Regions from separate parts of the Homo sapiens genome. Here regions 1, 3 and 4 are each linked to region 2. A link is a loop called in an ENCODE intact Hi-C map of the cell type or tissue named here. Cell type or tissue: heart right ventricle. All regions are shown on one strand. Links, peaks and the distances in the headings refer to the core of each region. The heading gives the core; the rest is flanking DNA.

Region 1 (5,645 bases), core at 638-4,637, 170 kb before region 2:
ACCTGAGGGTTTTCCAGCTGTTTTTGCAGGTGAGTGTACTGTGAGCTAAGCAGGCTATAGACCCATATCTGCCATCCACCAGCTGGGTAGCTGTGGGAGCACCTCTTTCCTTCTCCGGATTTCCCCCACCTTTTATGAATGTCACTGAGCAAATGAACTCCAAGTGAGCACTGCTGGGGCTAGCCTCCTGAAGTTTTTGGAGACCCTAGTTCTGCTCCCCAGTCTCCACGCAGCACATACCTTGTTGCAGTGGCCACCTGACCTTCCAAGAGGACATGAACAGCAGGAAGTGATTTCCAATCACGTTGGACATGCTGTGCCTGCAGCCGGCAGGACTTCCTGGTCCTGGCATTTCAGGTGAATGACCCTTGTCTGGGGTTGAAGATGAATCTTCCCCAGGTCCTCTTAAGGACTGCCTGGCATCCCTCCCTATCTCCTTTCAGCCACACCAGGTACAGCCTGCCAGGCTCTCGCCTCCAGTTTCACACATCCTTGCACCTGCCTGGGCGATGGCACTTGGGACATACTCATGCACACCCAACCCTTAGGGGAGGAGATTATGCCCAGTGGGTGGTCCATAGAAGGAAGCCAGGGAGTAAATGCTTCCTCCGTCTCCCTGCTGGTCTAGTAGAGTGGAGCCAGCGGAGACAATGCTCCCTGTTTGGGGATGGAGGGGTGGGGACTTAGGGGCAAGGGGAAGCTGAGAAGAGATTACACAGAGGAGATGATATGAGGCGAATCTTCAGAGGTGGGAGCTTTAGGGGGGAAGTGGTAGCGATTGGAGTCAGAGGCAGCAGTGCTATCAAAAGTCTAGGCTGCAAGAGCCTGCTAAGAGTTATGTTCTCCAGGGCAGGGCAGAGGGAGATGCCCAAGGGACAGAGGAGGCAGTGGCCGCCAGCCTGGGGTCCTAGGAGTTCCCCGGCACCTGTTCCTCCTCCTCAGCCCCGGCCCACCCCTGCAGCTCCTCACCAGGTTCAGACGTCCTGGCTCTGGTCCTCCCACCTCATCTGTGCACCTTGCCAGTCCTTTGGCTTCCTCTGCGTGCACTGAAGCCCTACCAGCTGGTGAGGAGTCCCTGTGTTTGGACGCAGGGTTTGGCTTCTTACACCAGCATCCTGTGCTGTGTCCAGGCTCCTCGGGTCTCTGTGCTTAACGCAATTCCAAATGGAAGAAAGGGAGGAGGAAGCACGGTTCTCAAGAATCGCAGGCCTCGGGCACAATTTGAGCTCCAAGTCTTTATTTCTTGGTTATCACTAAGAATCAGTTGCATATTAGAATTCTGAATAGGCCTGGTGCAGTGGCTCAGGATTATAATCCCAGCAATTTGAGAGGCTGAGGCCAGAGGATTGCTTGAGGCCAGGAGTTTGAGGTCAGGCTGAGCAGCGTTAACGAGATCCCATCGCTACAAACAAGAACAACAACAACAAACTATTATTTAAAAAATAAAAATAAATTTTAGAAAATTCAGAATGACCAACACTTTCATTCAGGGTTCTAACTATTGATAAAAAGAAATATATGTTTTTTTTTTTCTTTTAAACCCATGATGTGAGACATTAATGTTCTGGGCAGTTGTGAGGAATCTCCACCACAGCACCTCTCCTCACCCTCCCGTTTCCAGATGAAAGCCAGGCTGTGGATACTGGCCTGGTGACAAGAGAACATGGAAAATGGAAAGGATGTGAGTTTAAGGACTCTTTGGACACAGTAGAGTGTGTCTAAATTTCTCAATAAAAGGCATATTTTATAAACAGAATATAAATATTCAGCATCCTGGCCTTGGACCCACGACTGCGTTCCTGTGGCGGGAGGCAGCCAGCAGCTCAGGGGCCCGTGCAGCACTTCCCCCTGCCGCCAGGGGATCCTCCCCGCCACTGTGCCCTGCCCACCACATTATTTATACTACATGTCTCATGCTTTCTGTGGAAAATTGTTTCACTTAGCTTCCTGCAGGGATATTTTGGGACTGGGAACCTTGGCTTTTGATTTTTCCTTTCTCTACCTTGCATAACAGCTCTAATTCCCAATTCTCTTGGATTTTCTCTTCTCTCCTGCTGCTCTTTGGGCTGAAAAATAGGAATTCTCTTTTATTGTTTTGTTTCAATTTTCTGAGACCTATCCGTACCTAGAACACAAACTTGTTTTTCTCCGTGACATTCTTGTTTTAGATATAAAGCATCAAGTATCTGAGCAGCAAGAACATTTTTGTGTACTTGCATTTTATAATCGTGGAATTCAGGAAAGGTCTTGCAGGAGGTAAGTTAGCATAGAGTTTCAGAGCTAGGATTCGGCCTCAGTGCTGTGATCCACAAAGGAATGTGTAATAGAATTCGGAAAATCACTGCATTTGATGCAAATATCTAGTGAACTCTAGGCCGCTAAAACTTCTCAACCACTCATTCCATGGCTGATTCACGTGGAGTTCCTGCATAACAAAATTCGGGTAGAAATGATCTACGAGAAGTAAGTACCAACACCTCCTATTGGAGATGTGAAATTGAGCAAGCCGTTCTTACCTGGGATCTCAGCTTTCTTACCTGGCTAGAAGTGGGGAGGTTGAATGCACTTGGTATCTAAGCACCCTTATAGACTTCCCTTGCCACCTGGGCCCACGGTGGGAGTATTTTTCTCTATGGCCACTAGATGTCCCAGGAGCACCCACTTTGGGGCTGAGCTGTCTAAGACACCTGGGGCTCCATCCTGTCGTCCTTGGAATCTGCTGACGTGAGGAAGGCAATGTTTGGGTTTCACTTCTGTATGATTTTGGGGCTGCTGTCTCAGCCACTGAGACTCAGACAAGAATTTTAAGACACCAAAACAACCCCTTAGTTTTCTTGATGGCTGTTTGAAACCAACAGAACCATTCACATTTTCAGGAATGGATTCTTGTTAATGCCATGAAGTAGGAATTCACAAGGGATTTTCCAAACATTAGTGAACTCACAAAGGAAGTGTTATTATGGGGTGTCTATGTGCTTGAGGCATAGAGAGTCTGTAAAAATGAGAGAGCCACAGCTGCCTCTGTGTCGTTGGGGTGACGGAGGCTCCTGGACAGCTCTGCCCTGCGGGGACACTCTGAAGAACAGGCACCCTGTGCTCAGGGCCACCGTGAACCATGGAGAGGGCAGCATGGAGGAGGAGGTGAAGAAGCCCACAAAGAGGAGTCAGGTCAAGGACACCATGAGAGATCCCTCGTCTGCCACTTCCAAGGCCAGAAGCCCGGAGTTCCCATCACACCCCACAGCAACTATGCAGTGTGAGACCACTGGTTCATTTAGCCAGGAAAAGGGAAGAAATCTTTCAGGGTGGATTTAAAGAGAACTGCAAATCCATCTGCAGCCATCTTAGATAGATGAATGTGAAGTTTAACGAAATTAGCTCTGTCCAAGTATCCAAGTGGGAGATTTCCAAGAAGCCATCACTAAGGCTACTACTGGCAGTGGCAGTGGTGGCATTAGAAATAGCAGCATGCCCAGAGATAACTTTCCAATTTAGTGTTAGGGGAAATTGTATGACACTGCAAGGACCATATTGTAAGCTTAGCTGTCTAATGTGCAAACCAGATACGCATTTTTAGTTTAAATTAACTTTGACATGTAGCAGCAATTCATAGTTACCCCCAAAACACAAACTCTAAGAACTTTTAAAATGCATTTAATAGAACTCTAAAGAGTACAGAAGAGAAAATATGTGAAATATAATAATAGTAGCGCACCGTTAATTTATGATGGTTCTTAACCAGTGTGTACAGGTTTAATACTACCTCACAGGAGAAAAGGTTAAGGAGGATATGCATTTTTCACTTGTATATAAAATGGAGAATATTCATTTTTTAAACTGGAAAAATGAATTCAGTCACTTATGAAGTGTAACCTCTTCTAAAAAAAAATTGTGTGACAGATCATACAATAACAGCGCTCACTTCTTGTGATCATATGTCCCAGCATTTAAACATTAAGTCAATTTAGCTAGCTACCTTTCAGAAGCTGGTTATTATGACTATTATTTTACACTCATAATTCAATTTTTATAAACAATATAATGCCAGCTGCTGTAATTCAAACTTTATATGCCAATGTTGTGCCCTGTCATATTTTACATTCTGAGCAAGCCTACAGCCTCCAGCAGCCTGAAGGTTGTACGCTTTACATATATGGCACAGAGCGATCAGCCTGCAATTCATGTGCATATTTGTTACAAAGCATGTGTCTTTGTGAAAATCTTATACACTTAAATGACATCAGTTTCTATCTTGTTGTTGTTCTTAAATTGCTTCCCCAGTCCTCTCCTTCTCCTTCAGTGTTATAGATGTTATGTATTCATCCTTTCATTGCGGGTACAGTGCATCGTGTAAGATCCCAGATGCAATCAGCATGCCTGGGTTCAAATCTCGACCTTGTCCTTTTCTATCTGTGTTTTCTTAGGCAAATATCTTAATTTCTGTCTGCCTAGGGAGATGGAGGATGGTAACAGGACCTACCTTACTGAACTGGTAGGGAGAGTAAATGAGTTAAAACATGCAGAGGTCTTAGAACAGTGCCCGAAGCACCTTTAGTAACCATGCATTCACTGAGAAACCATGTTTTGTGTGTTGCTCTACCAGGCACAGTGCTAGGCTGCAGGGATTCTGGGATGGTGGCAGGAAACAGAAGTATTCGAGAACAAGGGTTCCAATACCAGCTCTCAGGTGCTGTGGGACTTTACTCGCCAGGTGCCTTTGGCTAAGCCACCCACTTTCCTAGGTCCTCAGTGTTCTCCTTGACCAATAATAAAGATGGAATAGACAATCTCAAAATTACTTTCCAACTCTGAATATTCTTGGATGTCCTAATTCTAAGCCAAGTGGGCTCTGTGGAAATCTGCTCTCATTGGCCGAGGAGTCCAATCCACCACCGCACGGGTCCAGAATAAAGTGACCACGCTACATTAGACAAATGGCGTTGGCAATGCCGTGCCTTTTTATGGAAAGTGGTTTTGGATGTTTGTGATGCAAGGAGACATGAGGATATTCCATATTAGCATCAGTGGTTCAAGTGACTTGGAGAGTATGTTAACAACAGGCTTTATGGATGGAAGGAGCCAACACATTTCTCCATGAAAAGTCCTCTAAAATGGTAGAGCTCATGGTTATGATAGAAAGATGGGATGAAGGGCACCCCTCAGAATTTCACAGATGTTGAAACAGTTGAATAGAGGAAGTGAGTCAGTTTGTATCAAATGAATAAATAGGAAAAGTTAAAACTAGAAGTGATGAAGGAATAGAACAAAGTGTCCAGAACAGCCTCAGTGAATATCTACTATATGTCCACCTTCAAGTGCATTAGGACCCATTTAGAGATGCTTTGGAAGTTTTGGAAAGGGGTGGACAGGCAAAGGTTACACATCTGGTTAACCACGTAGATCTGCATTTCGGCTTTTCAAGTAGCAAAAGGATAAACTTACCTTTAGGCTTGTTATTCCATTTCCATACAAGACATATGATGGATTAGATGCTCACCTTACATGCTCCCATGGACCTCTGTCCTTCTGTCCTAAGTGTCACTGTTAATTATATGTTTGACTGTTTCTTCTCTTCTGCAATGTAAATTCCATGTTGTGTGAATTGCCTACTGCTGCACCCACAGAGCCCAGCACAGTGTCTAGCA
Region 2 (5,645 bases), core at 893-4,892:
TTGAGCTGGGAGTTGGTGCTGCCCACAGGACCTCGGACCTGGGAGGGAGGAGCTTCCCAGCAGGGCTGGAGCCACAGAGACACCACAGCTGCTGCACGTGCCCACAAAATACTGTGGCAACTCCCTTCCCCCAACCCTCAAGTCACCTCCCACCACCACTGCCCACTGCCAAACCTGGACAGAAGCCATTTGTCAGGAATCTGGGAATTGTGGTTCCCAAAACAGAGAGATAACAATGGCTGGAGAAAGAGCCTGAGAGCAGACAAAACTCGCAAAGGCATGGTGGTGTGAGGATCATGACAAATAGCTCAGCCCTGCTGGAGGGAAAGGCGTCCTGTATTAGGCACAGGACATTCAACATCTCCTCAAAGTCCACAGGCAGCCAGTGACCCTGGTTCAGTGACACACCCATCTGCAGTGTGGAATGGACTCTGGCAGCAGAGTGAAGGATGGGTGGGCAGTGAGCCAGACCATGGTCATCCAGGTGGAAGGTAATGCAGGCTGGGAATGAGGCACCAGCCACCATGCCGACAAAGGGCTGGTGGGCATGCAGTAGAGTCGCTTAGACCTGGTGTAATCTGTAGGGAAGGAAGAGGGTCTAGCATGACCCCCAGGTTCTGGCCAGGAGGTAGCAGTGCTGGGGTGGACCCTCTGATTTCCACCCTGCTGGGCTGTCACTACAGCAATGGTAGTAAGCTACTCAGCCTCACTGGGCCCTAGCATCCTCACTGGCATGAATAGGGGTCACATGTTCCCTAGGGCAACATTCTGTGCAGCTGTGATTTAAGGGTCTGCACTCACTCCTTCAGCATTTTGGATTTCAATATGTTTTCTTTCAGTGTCACTTTGTTATCATGTAAATCAAGCTTCTCTAACCAGTGGGCCGCAGGCTGCATGTGGCCCAGGGAAGCTTTGAATGTGGCCCAACACAAATTCGTAAACTTTGGTAAAACATTATGAGGGGTTTTTTTTTTTGCGATTTTTTTTTTAATCTCATCAGCAGTTGTGTTAGTGTGTTTTATGTGTGGCCCAAGACAATTCTTTCAATGTGACCCAGGAAAGCCAGAAGGTTAGACACTCCTGATGTACATGATGAGTATATTACAAAAACCTTCCTGCTTTTTTGTACATTTAATCTGTTCTATATTCCTGAATTTCAAATTTAAGTTTTTATTTAAAAATTACTGGTCAGAAGCTTTTTTGTTTGTTTGTTTCATTTTTTTGTTTGTTTGTTTTTGGTGCAAATTCTCATTATCACCAAAAAAAAAAAAAAAAAAGTTTCATTCTAAAGTTCATACACCCTAGAATCCAGCTTGTAGACAGTGGATTTCACAATATTCCTATCTGAAATTCTTTCTTAGTTCTGTTCTCTTCCTATCTCTGGCAGAGTTCCCACAATTTATAAGACTTGCTACAAAACCACTAATTGAATTGCAACCCTTGGTTAGTTAATTGAGGTCAAATTATTAGTTCTAAATAATGCAACTTGGTATGTTACTCAGAAATTCCAGGAAAAGGCTTTTTTTCCATAATTTTCAGTTTCATTCTTAGCAGCACACAACAATCACGTTGTTCAGCTCAGGAACAAAATACTAAGTCACTGGTCGTTTAAAAAGCATATTGTCCCAATTAGAAACCCCAATTTTTTGCATGTGTTTTATGAAATCTGAATCCTAGAAATTAAGTTCTGAGTGTTAGAAAATTTCAACTTCTTCACTCTATAAAAACATAGTGGGTTGTAACAACTTCTTACCTTGGTACGGATTAGACAAGGCAGGATAACTGATACGACTTCACATCGAAGTTAAATCTAAGTGTGCAAAGCACAGCATTCTTACCCTCAGAGAGTGCACAGTCTTGTTTGAAGGCAGCCATATAAAGCTATCATTATAATCCATTTTGGTAAAAACAATTTGATGAGATGCCTGAAGGCCTGTGGAAGCACAGAGTAAGGGATTTCATTCATTGCAGGGGGCTCAGGAAGGAATTCCTGGGGAAGGAGACACCTGCAGTTCGTCTCAAAGAATGATGAGGTATTAGATTAAGGATGTGTAGGCTTTTCTAAACCCACTTTCACCTTAATTTTACTAATTTATCGCACTGAGCTTTCCTTCCAATGATACTGTTCTACTTACTGTAGAGTGATCAGTTACCCCATTTGCAAGGAACTTTGCTGGTTTCAACCCTGAAAGTCCCATATCCTGAGATACCCTTCATTCCTGGGTCAGTCAGACACCTGGTCCCCCAAATGTACTGCCTCCCAGTTGTACTGTGTGTCGTTGACTGTTGCTTTGCTCTTGCCAGTTTCTTATCTAGAATGAGCGATTACCTTATCATTGCCTTGAATTCCTCATGGGACCCGCACAGACGCTTGTACCCAGTAGATGCTCATGAAGTGGGTATATGCATAAATGTTGGTACCTCTTCCTCTGTAGACAGCACTGAAATACAGATCACTGAAATGACTGACTCAAGAGCCATATGACAGCACCAAGGTTAGGCCGATTCCCATGTCTTGGGCCCTTGTTTCCTTCTTGGTTATAAAAGGTCTTATAGTGCCCTCTGGTGGTGTCAGGAAGCTGTCTAATCCCCTGAATTACAAGGCAGAAATCATGCCTTCTCTTCTGTATTCAGTGCGAGTCATAAGAAGACCATTACTACTAATGTCAGTGCCTGTGAACTGGACTTGACCTTTTGATTAAACAATCTCATTCATTTCATGATTCTGAGATGCTGAAACAATGAAATTCCCTATCCCTTCTAGAGCACATGAGGTTGGATAGGTGATATCAAATGTTGAACTTACTTTGCAACTGGTTACAGGCTTCATATCCAGTCTCATCGCAGAGATGATTCAAGCCTCTGCTTATGTGGCTCATCCAAATGTAACCCCCAGCTCCTCTGGCCCCCTAATTCCTCCATTAGAACATTAAACTGCAGAGGGCGTGTGGTAGCCCATCAGTCTTCTGATGAATGGAATTGGCTGATGGTCTAAGTCATCGTAGCCTCCCTTGTCCCGGGTGGAATCAACTCTTTGACCCTTTACCTATGGCTGTCTGTGGGAATCCCTTCTCACTGGAAATGATGTAGGGGCAAATAAAAATAGAACCCATCAAGAACATGGGGCGTAGGAGCAGAAGAGAGATGTTTCTGTTTGCATGGGGTCAGATTCTGCACTTGATAGGGATACGCTAAATTGGGATCTGATCTCAAGATCTTTAAAAAATGTCCTCCTCTTGTTCCTCTCTTGCCTTTGGCCTCTGTGGCCTTGGAGGTAATGGCATTGACTGATGTCTAAAGATTTTTGGGATTTATTTACAGTCAGGGTCGTGAGGCCCAGGAATTGGAGTCAGATGCCTGGGGTACAGATGCCCATTGTGCTTCTCTGTTCATTAGTTTACTGCAGTGGAGAAGAGTGTGGGCTTTGTGGGGACAGCTGCAGGACTCCCAGGCAAATGACCTAACCTGCCTGAGTATCCATCTGGTTGTCTGAAAAATGCAAGTCATTCTGTGACCTCTTAGGTTTCTGTGTGTACTCAGTGACGTTATGTTTTCCAAGACCTTAGGGCAGAGGCCTGACATATAGTAAGTACTTAAAAGTTGGTAGTCTTTTATGGTTATTATCATAATCTATCATTCATTCATCCAGTAACTATTTATTGAGAACGGGGGGCTGAGACATGTAGGCTATCACTTGAAGGCTAAGCAGGTCTTGGCCTGATGGGAAAGGTTAAGGGGGAGCAGGATTTTCATTTTTCAGGGGAGGGCCATGGACCCAGGTGTGGGGTTGAAGGGTTTGGACACAGATGTGCATGATGGGGAAAGCATGGACAAGATCTGAGGGGAAGGGATGGACACAGGTGTGTGGGGAAGGCATGGACACAGGTGTGTGGGAAAGTATGTATACAGGTGTGTGCAGTAAAGATATGGATACAGGTATTGGGGGAAGGTGTGGAAGTGGATGTGTGGGATGGGCATGGGTGCAGTAGTGTGTGGTTGTCAGGGCACGTGGGAAGAGGAAAAAGATGCCGAATTTGTTTAATTTGAATTCTTACCTCTGAATTTTTTTTTTTTTTTTTTTTGAGACGGAGTCTCACTCACTCTGTCGCCCAGTTTGGAGTGCAGTGGCGCAATCTTGGCTCACTGCAACTTCTGTCTCCCAGGTTCAAGCGATTCTCCTGCTTCAGCCTCCCGAGTAGCTAGGATTATAGGTGCACATCACCACGCCTGGCTAATTTTTGAATTTTTAGTAGAGATGAGGTTTCATGATATTGGCCAGGCTGGTCTCGAACGTCTGACCTCAGGTGATCCACGTGCCTCGGACTCCCAAAGTGTTAGGATTACAGGCGTGAGCCACTGCACCCAACCCTGAATTTCTAATATACTTCAGCAGCATCCTCACTTCTCTCTGCTGTATGGCCAGTTGGAAAAAGACCCCCACCAATGTGTTTCCTTCTCAGAGGCTGCCCTGGCATGTCCTTGCTGAGTCCTTCCCGCCTGTGTCTAGGTGGCCCTGTGAGGCTCTCAGTTAGTGTTTGGGCGTCTCAGCCCTCCTGGACAGGAGGCAGCTGCCAGCATGTGGGGCTCCATCTCTGCTCCTCATGCTTATTCCTGCGTGTGCCAGCACTTGGTTTGAGTATTCGGTATGTTGGATTCAACACAGGCTGCCATTTTAATGTCATGCTTTTGAAATCGTTGTGAGGTTTTCTTTTGGTATTTCCTAATTATTTTTTTTTCCATTTCAAATAAGAAGAAAAGATAGTGTTGAATGATACCTAGATATTTTCATTCCAGCGGTTTTTTTCCTAGTCTCACCTACACAGGTTCCAGTGAGCTCAGGAGTTTACCTTCATGTCCGTGGCACAGCCCATAATTACCCTTCTCTGTCCAGGGATGTATATTTGCATCTTTCCTTCAACTTATGAAGTGAATGGAGGGGAAATGTACAGTTTTAATTGAGTTTGAAGTAGCTTTCATCTGACCAGCCCTGTGCTGGAGCGTGCCTCTTCTTCTGTGAGCAGAGGGGCTACTGCGTGGGAAATGGCTAAACCGCCTGCTTTGTCTTTCACTGCAGCCCGTGGCCACCCAGGAGCCCGATGTGCAAGGCAGGTGTGAGTGCCAGGACGGCATTCCTGGAGATGAAGGCCTGGAGCTGCGGTCTGCGGACTCGGCAGTGCCCGTGGCCATGACCCAGGCTGCCGTGCGGCCCTGGGCACCCTGCCTGGAGAACATGACCACTGCCCCAAACGGCCTCGGGCCAGGCCCCGCAGCCCCCTGTGCAGGCTCGGACCTGAAAGACGCCAAGATGGTGACCTCCCTTGCGTGTGGAAATGGAGTCTGTGGCTGCAGCCCTGGTGGCGACACGGACACCCAGGAAGCCAAACTCAGCCCAGCCAAGCTTGTGCGCCTCTTTTCCACCAGTCGGAAGAGGACGGGTGCCCACCCCGAGCGGCCCCACTCCATGGTCCTGGTGGGGAACTCCTCCACATGGAACACCCTCGCCTCCTTCCGGAAAATGGGATCCTTTAAGAAACTGAAGTCCTCAGTCCTGAAAGGAATTCAGAGCCGAGAGGGGTCAAATGCCTGTTCAAAGGGAGAGGCTTCGGAGCATGGCCTGGGAAAGTCCATCCCAAATGGCGCTGTCC
Region 3 (5,645 bases), core at 585-4,584, 300 kb before region 2:
AAATCAAGAAGTTAATTCTCCATGATCAAGTAGGCTGTATTCCTGAGGTGCAAGGTTAGTTCAACAAATGTTAATCAATAAATGTGATTCACCACATAAACAGGATTAAAACAAGAAACCACAGTTTATCTCCATAGATGTGGACAAAGCTTTTGATACAATCCAACATGCTTTCATGATAAAACCCCTCAACAATCTAGACATCAAAGGAACAAACCTCAAAATATTAAGAGCTATCTATGACAGACTTATAGCCATCATCATGCTGAATGGGCAAAAGCTGGAAGCATTCCCCTTGAGAGTAAGACAAGGATATCATCTCTCACCACTCCTATTCAACATAGTACTGTAAGTCCTAGCCAGAGCAATCAGGCAAGAGAAAGAAATTAAAGGCATCCATATAGGAAAAGAGGAAGTCAAACTCTCTTCACTGATGATATGATTCTATACCTAGAGAACCCTGAAGACTCTGCTAAAAGGCTCCTGGAACTGTTCAATGATTTTAATTTCAGCAAAGTTTCAGGATACAAAATCAATGTACAAAAATTAGTAGCATTTATATATACCAGTAACATTCAAGCTCAGAGCCAAATCAAGAATGCAATCCCATTTACGATGTCCATTAAAAAATACTTAGGAATACATCTAACTGAGGAAGTTAATATCTCTACTAAGAGAACTACAAAACATTGCTGAAAGAAATCAGAGATGACACAAATAAATGGGAAAACATTCATGCTCATGGATTGGAAGAATCACTATTGCCCAAAACAATCTATAAGTTCAATGCTATTTCTATCAAACTACCAATGCCATTTTTCACAGAATTAGGAAAAAACTGTTCTAATCCTCATATGGAACCGAGAAAGAGCCCATATAGCCGAAGAAGTCCTAAGCAAAAAGAACAAAGTTTAAGGCATTACATGACCCGACTTTGTACTATATCCTATCAGGCTACATTAACCAGAACAACATGATACCGGCACAAAAATAGACACATAGACCACTGGAACAGTATAGAGACCCAAGAAATAAAGATGCACACCTCTAATCATCTGATCTACAACAGATTAGACAAAAATAAATAATGGGGAAAAGACTTCCTATTCAATAAAAGGTGCTGGCATAACTGGCTAGCCATGTGCAGAAGAATGAAACTGGACCCCCTTAGCTTATACCATATACAAACATTAACTCAAGATGGATTAAAGATTTAAATGTAAGATTTCAAACTATAAGAGTCCTAGGAGAAAACCTAGAAAATACCATTCTATACATTGGCCTTAAGAAAGAATTTGGAGTCCTCAAAACATTTGAAACAGAAACAAAAATTGACAAGTGGAACCTAATTAAACTAAAGAGCTTCTGCACAGCAAAATAAACTATCAACACTGTAAACGCACAACCTACAAAATGGGATAAAATATTTGCAAACTATGCATCTGAAAAAGGTCTAATATCCAGAATCTATAAGGAGCCTAAACAATTCAACAAGCAAAAAGCAAATGACCCCATTAAAAAGTGGGCAAAAGATGTAAAGAGACAGTTCTCAAAAAAGACACAGGGTGGCCAACAAACATATGAAAAAAAAATACTCAACCTCATTAATCATCAGAGAAATGCAAATCGAAACCATGGTGAGATATCATCAGGATGGCTATTATTAAAAAGTCAAAAAATGACAGATGCTGGCAAGGCGGTAGAGAAAAGGGAATGCTTATACACTGCTGGTGGGAGTGTAATTTAGTTCAGCCACTATAGAAAGCTGTTTGAAGATTTCTCAAAAAACTTAGAACTAGCATTCAACCCAGCAATTCCATTACTGAGTATATATACAAAAGAAAATAAACCATTCTTCCAAAAAGACATATGCACTCCTATGTTCATGGCAGCACGTTTCACAATAGCAAAGACATGGAATAAACCTAGGTGCCCATCAATGGTGAACTGGATAAAGAAAATGTGGTACATATACACTATGGCCATAAAAAAGAATGAAATCATGTTTTCTTGCAGCAACATGGATGCAGCTGGATGCCATTATCCTAAGCAAATTAACATAAAATTAACAGAAAACTAAATACTGCATGCTCTTACTTGTAAGTGGCAGCTAAACATTGGGTACTCATAGACATAAAGGTGGCAATAATAAACACTGGGGACTACTAAATGGCAGAGGGCAAGAAGTGGGCAATGTGTGAAAAACTAACTCTTGGGTGCTATGCTTAGTACCTGGGTGATGGAATCAATCACAATGCAAACCTCAGCATCATGCAATACAGCCACGTAACAAACCTGCACGTGGGCTCCCTGAATCTAAAACACAAGTTGAAATTATTTTAAAAAATTGTCTTCCAATATACGAACATGAACTCTCTCTCCATGTATTTAAATATTCTGATTCATCAGTGTTTTGTAGTTTTTCACATATATATCCTGTATGTATTTTGTTACATGTATAATTGTAAATACCTCATTATTTTTTGATGCTATTGTAAACTGTATTTTTTAAAATTTCAAATTCGAATTGCTCTTTATTGACATATAGGAAAGAAATGGGCTTTTGTATATTAATCTTGTATTTTGAGACCTTGCTAAACTCACTTATTTGTTCCAGAAGTTTGTATTGTTCTTGTTGTCGATTGGATTTCCTAGTTATTCAATAAAGTAATTTGTGAATAAAGACAGTTTTATTTTTTAAAAAGTCAAGTACTATTATTACTCTTGGCACATTCTGGCACTCGGTAAATTAACTTTCTTTGATTGTGATCTCTGGTATTACCACTAGAGGGCGCCTTGAGACAAACTATCCTGTACAGTTTTTTCATTACAGAAGGGCATCCTTGTGAAATGGGGAATGATTAACATAGGCATGAGGGGAATTGTAATTCACAAAGTAGTTAAAAATAACACCTTGCTCAGCCTGAGGGGGATGTGTGCAAGACAGAGGGCAGGCCCCACCTCTGGTGCTGTGGTTACAATGCTAGGAGCTAACTGCCTTTGAAGATGGCTTTAGTTCTTTTTGATTACCAGCTCAGCTCTCTCATTCTTCTCTAAAATTGTTGCTCTGAATTATTCCTCAATGTCAAATGCTTAATTTTTCCCAGGTAATGAGTGACTTGTACAAGGGTGCTGAAAAAAAATACTTGAAAACGTCTTTGAGGGCTAATTTTTAAAATATCTAAATTGGTTTCCTAAACACAATCATTTCTGGCTTTTAAAAAAGTCTTGGTTTATTAATTACATATATTTAAGAAGTAAAACATGATATATTGACATATTTATACATAGTGAAATGGTTATTGTAGTCAAGTAAATTAACATATTCATCATCCCACATACTCTTTAAATGCAAGTATTTCTAAATGGCATCCCCAAGAATCTTATCAGCAGAGCCATTCCAGAAGGCAGCAAGTGTTACCTGTTAAGACTCAGGCAAGAGAAAAATGTAGGCAAGGTGATAGGGCCGGGAGAAAAGATTGAGGGATTTATCCAGTCAAGACCTGCTCAGTATCAGTCACTTTTAAGAGTGTCAAAATGCATCTGAAACAGTGACCATCTTAAAATCGGCAATTCTAATTCAGCATGGTGTTGCATTGAATAGAGATGTATGACATGCATGGAGTATGGGGAATCTGAGAGTAATCTGCATGGCTCCTGGAAGAGCCCCTGAGTCATGGCCATTGAAGTGTTTGAAGTGGGGCCTAAGATTTGCCTTGGAAGGTGCCCAGCCTACAATGTCTGACTGGGGAAAAGCATGGCTAAAGTACCCAGGCATGGAGGGACGCATTCAGAGCACTGAAAGCCGTTGGTGTGGCTAGAATTTAGGGCACCTGTTATGGAGAGATAGTAAATAAAACTGGGCAAGTAGACCAGAGCCAGACTGGGGCACAATTGTGTCACACTAAGCTAGATGGGAAGGAACTGAGACATTTCAAGCAGGAAGATGAGGAAATAAGATTTCCTTTAGAAAACAGCTACTCTGGTTTGAGAGAGTGAGACTGAATTCAAGGATTTCATATAGGAGGATGGTGCAATAATCCAGGAAGAAAGAGTGTACGCCTCAGCTAGGACAGGTCAGTAGATCTGGAGGGAAACTACTGGAATCAAGAGATTGTGGAGACAAAATCAATAGTATTCACTAGGCATTTGGGGGTGGGAGCAATGGTTTTGGCTTCTGTCTTGAGAAAATAAGATATGGAAAAAGTGTATTTGGAGAAAGAGAGAAACTGGCTTGAGATTTTCTGAGATAGAGATGCAAGTGGAACACCTAGGTGGATATGTGGTTAAAATAAAAAAAAGGTCTAGACCAGTAAAAAAGTAATTTGAACAGCAGAAGCCACATATATGACTTTAAATGTTCTAGGAGCCACGTTATAAAAATTAAAAATAAATAGGTAACACCAATTTTGTAACACAGTATAGCCAAAATATTGTGATGTCAGCAAGTAATCAAAAACAGCAATTTTTCTTTTTCCCTAATTTGTTGGAAGTACTTGTTTCTTAGAAATCCTCCTAGAAATACATGTACTTCTTTTTTTTATTATTATTATAATACTTTAACACCATGGAATAGTATGCAGCCATAAAAAAGGATGAGTTCATGTCCTTTGTAGGGACATGGATGAAGCTGGAAACCATCATTCTGAGCAAACTATCGCAAGGACAGAAAACCAAACACCGCATGTTCTCACTCATAGGTGGGAACTGAACAACGAGAACACTTGGACACAGGGTGGGGAACATCACGCACTGGGGTGCAGGGAGGGGGGAAGGATGGCATTAATAGAAATACCTATTGTAAATGATGAGTTAATGGGGGCAGCACACCAACATGGCACATGTATACATATGCAACAAACCTGCACGTTGTGCATTTCTTTAGAACAATTTTAAAACTACAATCGCATACAGTAGACAAGCTCTGACATATTTTTGGTGTTAAAACACTATTTAATAAAAAATTTTACTTACACTTATCTTTTGCAATCTTCACAGAACTCATGAGAGGCAAGCAGAGGCCAGTACCAGACATCTGGTAGAGAAGGTAGAGAAAGAGTGGACCAGAGCTTTTTTCAGACTCATCCTACTGGGTTAGTCCTACAGTCATCTTGTGTTGGACACTCAAGGATTTTTGTTTCTGTTTTTGTTTTAGAAACGGTCTCGCTGTGTCACCCAGGCTGGAGTGCAGTGGCTCAATCTTGGCTCACTGCAGCCTTGACTTCCCGGGCTCCAGAGATTCTCCTACTTCAGCCTCCTGAGTTGTGGGAACCACAGGTGTGTGCCACCATGCTCAGCTAGTTTTTGTATGTTTGGTAGGGACAGGGTTTCACCATGATGCCCAGACTGGTCTTGAACTCCTGAGCTCAAGCAATCCACCCACCTCAGCTTCCCAAAAGTGCTGGGATTACAGGTGTGAGCCACCACGCCAGACCTAGAAATCTTAATAATAGGTTAGGTCTTAAGGGAAAAATTACTCCAAGGGAAGACTTAGTCATCCCTACCTCAAGCCTACTGACTTCAAAAAATGGCGTGAAGAACTACTGATTCAAGGTTAGTTATATTACCTTTTTCCTTTGCATTTCATCTTTACGATATAATTCTTGTTTTTAATTTGGTGAAATACTGAGTTGTTTCATTGACTT
Region 4 (5,645 bases), core at 637-4,636, 200 kb before region 2:
GACTTTCAAAACATATCATCTGTCAAGGTATTTGAGATGACTTCTTCCTTTGTGAAGTGAGGCCTCCTCTTAGCAAAATTTTAGACCCTACATGGATTTCATTAATATGCACTATTGCTACTAAATGTTCTGCTAGTGTGGCCAATCCATTTATAGGCAAACTTGGGAATGATTTTGTTTTGAAAGCAAATACAAATGAATCACCTTACACCCGTGGAAAACCAATCACGAGTCTTACATTTTAAGATACTTTACTGTGATAAAAACCTGGGAGTGTTTTGGGTTTTGTATGTTTGTTACTGGATGAATATAACCTTAGAGTTGAACACATTTTAATAGAAATGTGCACGTGTTCATAAATATGACATACTTAAGTCCTGTTGTAGATTAAACTGTATTACAAACCACTTCATAGTTGTAAGGTCAAAATGTCTTTTTTGATGGACAAATAGAAATGTTGCAAAAGATCGTTTTTTCCATCTTAGCATTATTTGTAACTGTGATTTACCTGTTGGACCCAACTAAAGACTAACAAGTAAAGAATCTGAGGAAGGTCTTTTAGGTAATAAATGAAATATCTTTTTAAATTCCTTTTTCTCCAATTAAAGTGGAACGCAGCTTCTGAAAATCTTTAACGAGCTAGACAATACAAAATTTAGATAATTTAATTTGAGATTATGTTTAGGTCTCAGAAAACCTGAGAGGTCTACGCATTAATAGCCAATGATGACACAGAGGCACAGCTAATTGGCGAGGTGAGCGCTGCTTGTTTGATGTTTTAGCAGAGGGTTACTTATTGATCTGCACCATAGGCCTCACCTAACATTGACTTTTCATTTGCTATTTGTCCTGTGTTTTACTTAACTGATGCATTTTTTTTGAAATTTTTAACTATTCACATTTGTTTGTGAGAAGAATTACATTACAGCATTTAGGTTCCAACGTTTTGTGTATCATACGAGTGGATTATCAGTCACATATCTTTGTGTGTTACTTCAAAAGCATTTGGTGTACACTCGAGAAATAATTATGACAAAGTATGAAAAACTTAATTTGTCTGTTTTAGGACATTTCAAATATTTAAGATGCAGAAGAATACTGAGGCATATCTGATTGAGTGGATCTCAACAGACATATTAGAATTTGGTTGATATTCAGGGAAAGTGAACGTGTCTAAAGAAGGGGCTCCTAAGTTATATGATTCTTATTATTATTATTATTATTTTTTTTTTTTTGAGACGGAGTCTCGCTCTGTCGCCCAGGCTGGAGTGCAGTGGCGGGATCTCGGCTCACTGTAAGCTCCGCCTCCCGGGTTCACGCCATTCTCCTGCCTCAGCCTCCCAAGTAGCTGGGACTACAGGCGCCCGCCACTACGCCCAGCTAATTTTTTGTATTTTTAGTAGAGACGGGGTTTCACCGTTTTAGCCGGGATGGTCTCGATCTCCTGACCTCGTGATCCGCCCGCCTCGGCCTCCCAAAGTGCTGGGATTACAGGCGTGAGCCACCACACCCGGCCATGATTCTTATTTATAAAAGAAAAACAGTATATAGTTTTATACTGTATGGTTTGATAGCAGTGGAGCTAGTTAAAATTTCTGCATACTTTTGTAATTATGTTTTGTTTGTGAACTTACAGATCCATTACCTAGCCAAATATTTATGTGTATTTTAAAGCATTTTTAATATCACATGCTAAATAGCTAGGAAACTTTTCTTGAGCAGAATATTACTAGTGCATTCTCTTTCTTCCTCTTGTGTGTACTTTATAATTAGAATAAATATCATTAATGATAATGCTTCTCTGAGGTCAGATTTTATTTAAAAAATAAAATAGGACTGCTAAAAAAAAAATGACATTTTGAAATACTCGTTGGAATCCTAGGCAGCTTAGGGCTCTGTAGAGCAATGGGAGTCCAAGGGTAGAGAATCATTTGGTGTTTAGGAAAAGCTTCTATTATCAGTGAGGTCACATTAGCGTTCACAGGCATAGATTTCAACATGCCAGTGAAGACTGGTAGGGTTAGGAGTCTCATCTCTCTCGCCCTGGAGTCTTTCTGTGGTTTTCAGGCCAGCCACACCTCTTTGCCCCCATGTCAGAATTCAGACATCTACGTTTATTGAAGCTTACCTTTAAGCTCTATCTTTATTGCACTCATTGTGTGAGGTGCGGACTCCAGCTTCTATCTTAGGAAGTCCACCTCAGAGCACCAAGCCTCACCGACAGCCAGACTTAACCAGCTGCATACAGCTTCTCCCTGTTGGCATGAAACACACCAACATTTGGGATGATGACTTGAGGAATTTGGATTTTTTTGAGATCTGTGTGTTTTAATGTTTTGGTATTTTACTTAGTTCCTTGTTTTAAACTGTTCCATTTCAAACTTAAGCATTTCATTTTATAGTTAGAGTGCTTGAACTTCTAACCAATATGCAGTTGACATTGTTCTAAGTTATGAAAAAGGCAAAAATATAGTGCTGTGTACATGTGACTTTATGAAAACTTTTTTGTTTTTTAACCTTAATCAAATTTTTCATTAATGCTTAAGTAGAATATATTAGTATTTTAAAAGCAGATTCACAATCCATTTGAGTTGGAAACCATTCTTGGCCCACAAACCCAGTTTCCCTCAGAGGCCGTGAGAGGGAGCTGTTGAACCTTAAACGAATTGTATTTAACCTTTAACAGTCCATCAGGCTAAACTATTCAGATAATCCATCTATAAAATTTAACTTACATTGTAATAAGCAGTAGTATGATTTTCATTTCTATTAAAGCAGAAGTTATGCAGTTAATTAAGAGACATTTCAGTTAAATTCAATGAATACTTTTTAGTACATGTTATTTACAAGGCACTTTATGCTAAAAGTGGGCATAAAAATAAATAATTTGGGCCGGGCGAGATGACTCATGCCTATAATTCCAGCACTTTGGAAGGCTGAGGTGGGTGGATCACAAGGTCACGAGTTCAAGACCAGCCTGGCCGAGATGGTGAAAACCGGTCTCTACTAAAAATACAAAAATTAGCTGGGCATGGTGGTGGGTGCCTATAATCCCAGCTACTCAGGAGGCTGAGGCAGATAATTGCTTGAACCCAGGAGGCGGTGGTTGCACAGGGCCTAGATCGAGACACTGCACTCCAGCCTGTGTGACAGATTGAGACTCCATCTCAATAAATAAATAATTGGAGTGGCTCATAAACATGTGCATGTCTGTGTGTGCACACCTGCATTATAAAGTAGAACACAATATATAAGGAAGGTATATTGAGTTTCCACAGAAAGGAAGGTATTAGGAGAGGCAGGAGAGAGGAGCTGGCCTCTAAGAAGGGCTGGAGCATTTCTGGGAGTTGACAGAGAATGGGGAGTATTCCAAGTGCGGAGCACAGCATAAGGAAAGAAAGTTTGGAGAATCCTGAAGATGCCTGTTTGCTCAAAGCATAGCTTGCATAAAGATGATTAAGAGAATATCAGGCATAGGGCAGACAGTGAGTTGCACCTGTAGTCCCAGCTACTTTGGAAGCTGAGTCAGGAGGATCACTTGAGCCCAGGAGTTTGAGGCTACAGTGAGCTATGATTGTACCACTCTACTCCAGTCTGGGTGACAGAACGAGACCTTGTCTCTTAACAAAAAATATAAAAATTAAAAACCAGTATCAGGCTGAAAAGCTAGGTTGGGCTGCATTGTACTCAAACATAAATGCCCAAGGACTGACTTGTCTCTAATTGTTTTGAACGTCAAAATTTGACCAAATGATCTCTTAATCTGTGACTGTATACGCCGTGCATTGGGCATTATTCACCAGATGTTAATTGAAGTCATACTCTGTGAAGGTTGTTGGAAAATCTTTTTTTTTTTTTGAGATGGAGTCTCACTCTGTCGCCCAGGCTGGAGTGCAGCGGCATGATCTTGGCTCACTGCAAGCTCCACCTCCCGGGTTCACACCATTCTCCTGCCTCAGCCTCCCGAGTAGCTGGGACTACAGGCGCCCGCCACCACGCCTGACTAATTTTTTATATTTTTAGTAGAGATGGGGTTTCACCGTATTAGGCAGGATGGTCTCGATCTCCTGACCTCGTAATCTGCCTGCCTCGGCCTCCCAAAGTGCTGGGATTACAGGCGTGAGCCACTGCGCCCGGCCAGTTGTTGGAAAATCTTAATGTTTCTTTTCTCTTTTCTTTCTTTTTTTTTTTTTTTCAAATGGAGTCTTGCTCTATCTCTTGAAGGCTGGAGTGCAATCTCATCTCACTGCAGCTTCCACCTCCCAGATTCAAGCAATTCTCCTGTCTCAGCCTCCCGAGTAGCTGGGACTACAGGCACCTGCCACCATGCCTGGCTAATTTTTGTGTAGAGATGGGGTTTCACCATGTTGGCCAGGCTGGTCTCGAACTCCTGACCTCAGGTGATCCACCCAGCCTTAGCCTCCCAAAGTGCTGGGATTATAGGCGTGAGCCACTGCGCCTGGCGAAAAATCTTAATGTTTCTTAATTGCAGTATTCTGAAACTGATAAAGCACTTGTAAAACTTTCAAAATAATTTAAAGCCATTTTCTTTTTAAGATAGAAATGAGTACTTCTTAGCATACTAGAGGTAACTTTAAAATTTTAAAGTAATGTTTAATGAGTACAGAGTTTCAGTTTTGCAAGACAAAAACCTTCTGATCTCTTACAAAATAGTGTGAAAATGTACTTTACTGAGCTGCACACTTGAAAATGGTTAAGATGGTGAATTTTAAGTTATATGTTTTCCACCACAATTTTTGAAAACTAAAATAAGAATTTTTTGGGGCTAAAACAAGAAGAAACCATCTACAGGAAGTGGAATGAATTTAGCTCTTATGTTTTCTGGCAGCATGTGGGAGGATTTGGGGTCACCATTGTGGGCCATGTTGTTTTCACTGATGACTACTTCTGCAGGAACATAAGTTTTCCTGGAATTAGACTCAAGCAAAATGTACAAGGCAGGCTCTTGTAGAAAAAGAAACATTGAATCATGAGCTGGACAAAAACTTTAGTTACCATTTTCTAAAAAAACTATATAGAGGTTGTTCAAATACACTTGAATCTTCTTTTTTTTTATTATTATTATACTTTAAGTTCTAGGGTACATGTGCACAGCGTGCAAGCTCGTTACATAGGTATACATGTACCATGCTGGCCCGCTGCATCCTTCAACCCGTCATTTACATTAGGTATTTCTCCCAATGCTATCCCTCCCCTCACCTCCCACCCCATGACAGGCCCCTGTGTGTTATGTTCCCCAGCCTGTGTCTCATTGTTCAATTCCCACCTATCAGTGAGAACATTCGGTGTTTGGTTTTCTGTCTTTGTGATAGGTTGCTCAGAATCATGATTTCCAACTTCATCCATGTCCCTGCAAAGGACATGAACTCATCCTTTTTTATGGCTGTATAGTATTCCATGGTGTGTATGCAAATACACATGAATCTTCTGTGAAAGCTGTAGACATTAAGGCATAGCTCAGTAAATTCATTTCTCTGGAGTGAAGATATAACTGATTTGGATACTTTGCTTTTTATCTTCTAATTTCAATAGAAAAGTAGGGAATAATGCAGGTTGTTTCATAGTGTGGCAAGCAGAATAATAGTCCCTGGAAGATGTCCATGTCCTATTCCCTGGCATTTGTG

What was found. A loop is a pair of places that touch in the nucleus more often than their neighbours do. Peaks named below come from ENCODE experiments on the same cell type or tissue, not always from the same donor. Only the 100,000 strongest peaks of a DNase experiment are listed, where the experiment ranks them.
Region 1: a loop joins it to region 2, with 15 times the contacts of the local background. A loop is called at or near these places in 92 of 110 quality-filtered maps.
Region 3: a loop joins it to region 2, with 14 times the contacts of the local background. A loop is called at or near these places in 83 of 110 quality-filtered maps.
Region 4: a loop joins it to region 2, with 11 times the contacts of the local background. A loop is called at or near these places in 100 of 110 quality-filtered maps.

Annotation. Positions count from the first base shown.
Region 1 is chr13:24,050,971-24,056,615 of GRCh38, forward strand. It overlaps LOC124903136 (a long non-coding RNA gene), which reads right to left and starts at 2,585. Exons shown (of 2, transcript XR_007063723.1): 1 at 2,538-2,585; 2 at 1,216-1,402. It also overlaps a transcript of SPATA13 not described here. In heart right ventricle, for the core only: CTCF peaks have their summits at 1,778, 2,633 (motif pointing right) and 2,832; a DNase peak (open chromatin) is centred at 2,655; H3K4me3 peaks cover 647 bases; H3K27ac peaks cover 2,427 bases.
Region 2 is chr13:24,217,745-24,223,389 of GRCh38, forward strand. SPATA13 (spermatogenesis associated 13) reads left to right here. Exons shown (of 13, transcript NM_001166271.3): 2 at 5,075-5,645. The coding sequence starts at 5,186. Among named protein-coding and RNA genes, the nearest start is that of SPATA13-AS1, 34 kb to the right of the region's middle. RefSeq lists enhancers at 1-81, 3,347-3,641, 5,515-5,645. In heart right ventricle, for the core only: CTCF peaks have their summits at 2,569 (motif pointing left) and 2,770; no DNase peak of the experiment used is centred there; H3K27ac peaks cover 892 bases.
Region 3 is chr13:23,918,776-23,924,420 of GRCh38, forward strand. It overlaps the pseudogene ANKRD20A19P. Among named protein-coding and RNA genes, the nearest start is that of C1QTNF9B, 24 kb to the left of the region's middle. In heart right ventricle, for the core only: a CTCF peak has its summit at 2,772 (motif pointing right); no DNase peak of the experiment used is centred there.
Region 4 is chr13:24,017,872-24,023,516 of GRCh38, forward strand. It overlaps a transcript of SPATA13 not described here. Among named protein-coding and RNA genes, the nearest start is that of C1QTNF9B, 120 kb to the left of the region's middle. In heart right ventricle, for the core only: a CTCF peak has its summit at 2,635; a DNase peak (open chromatin) is centred at 2,640.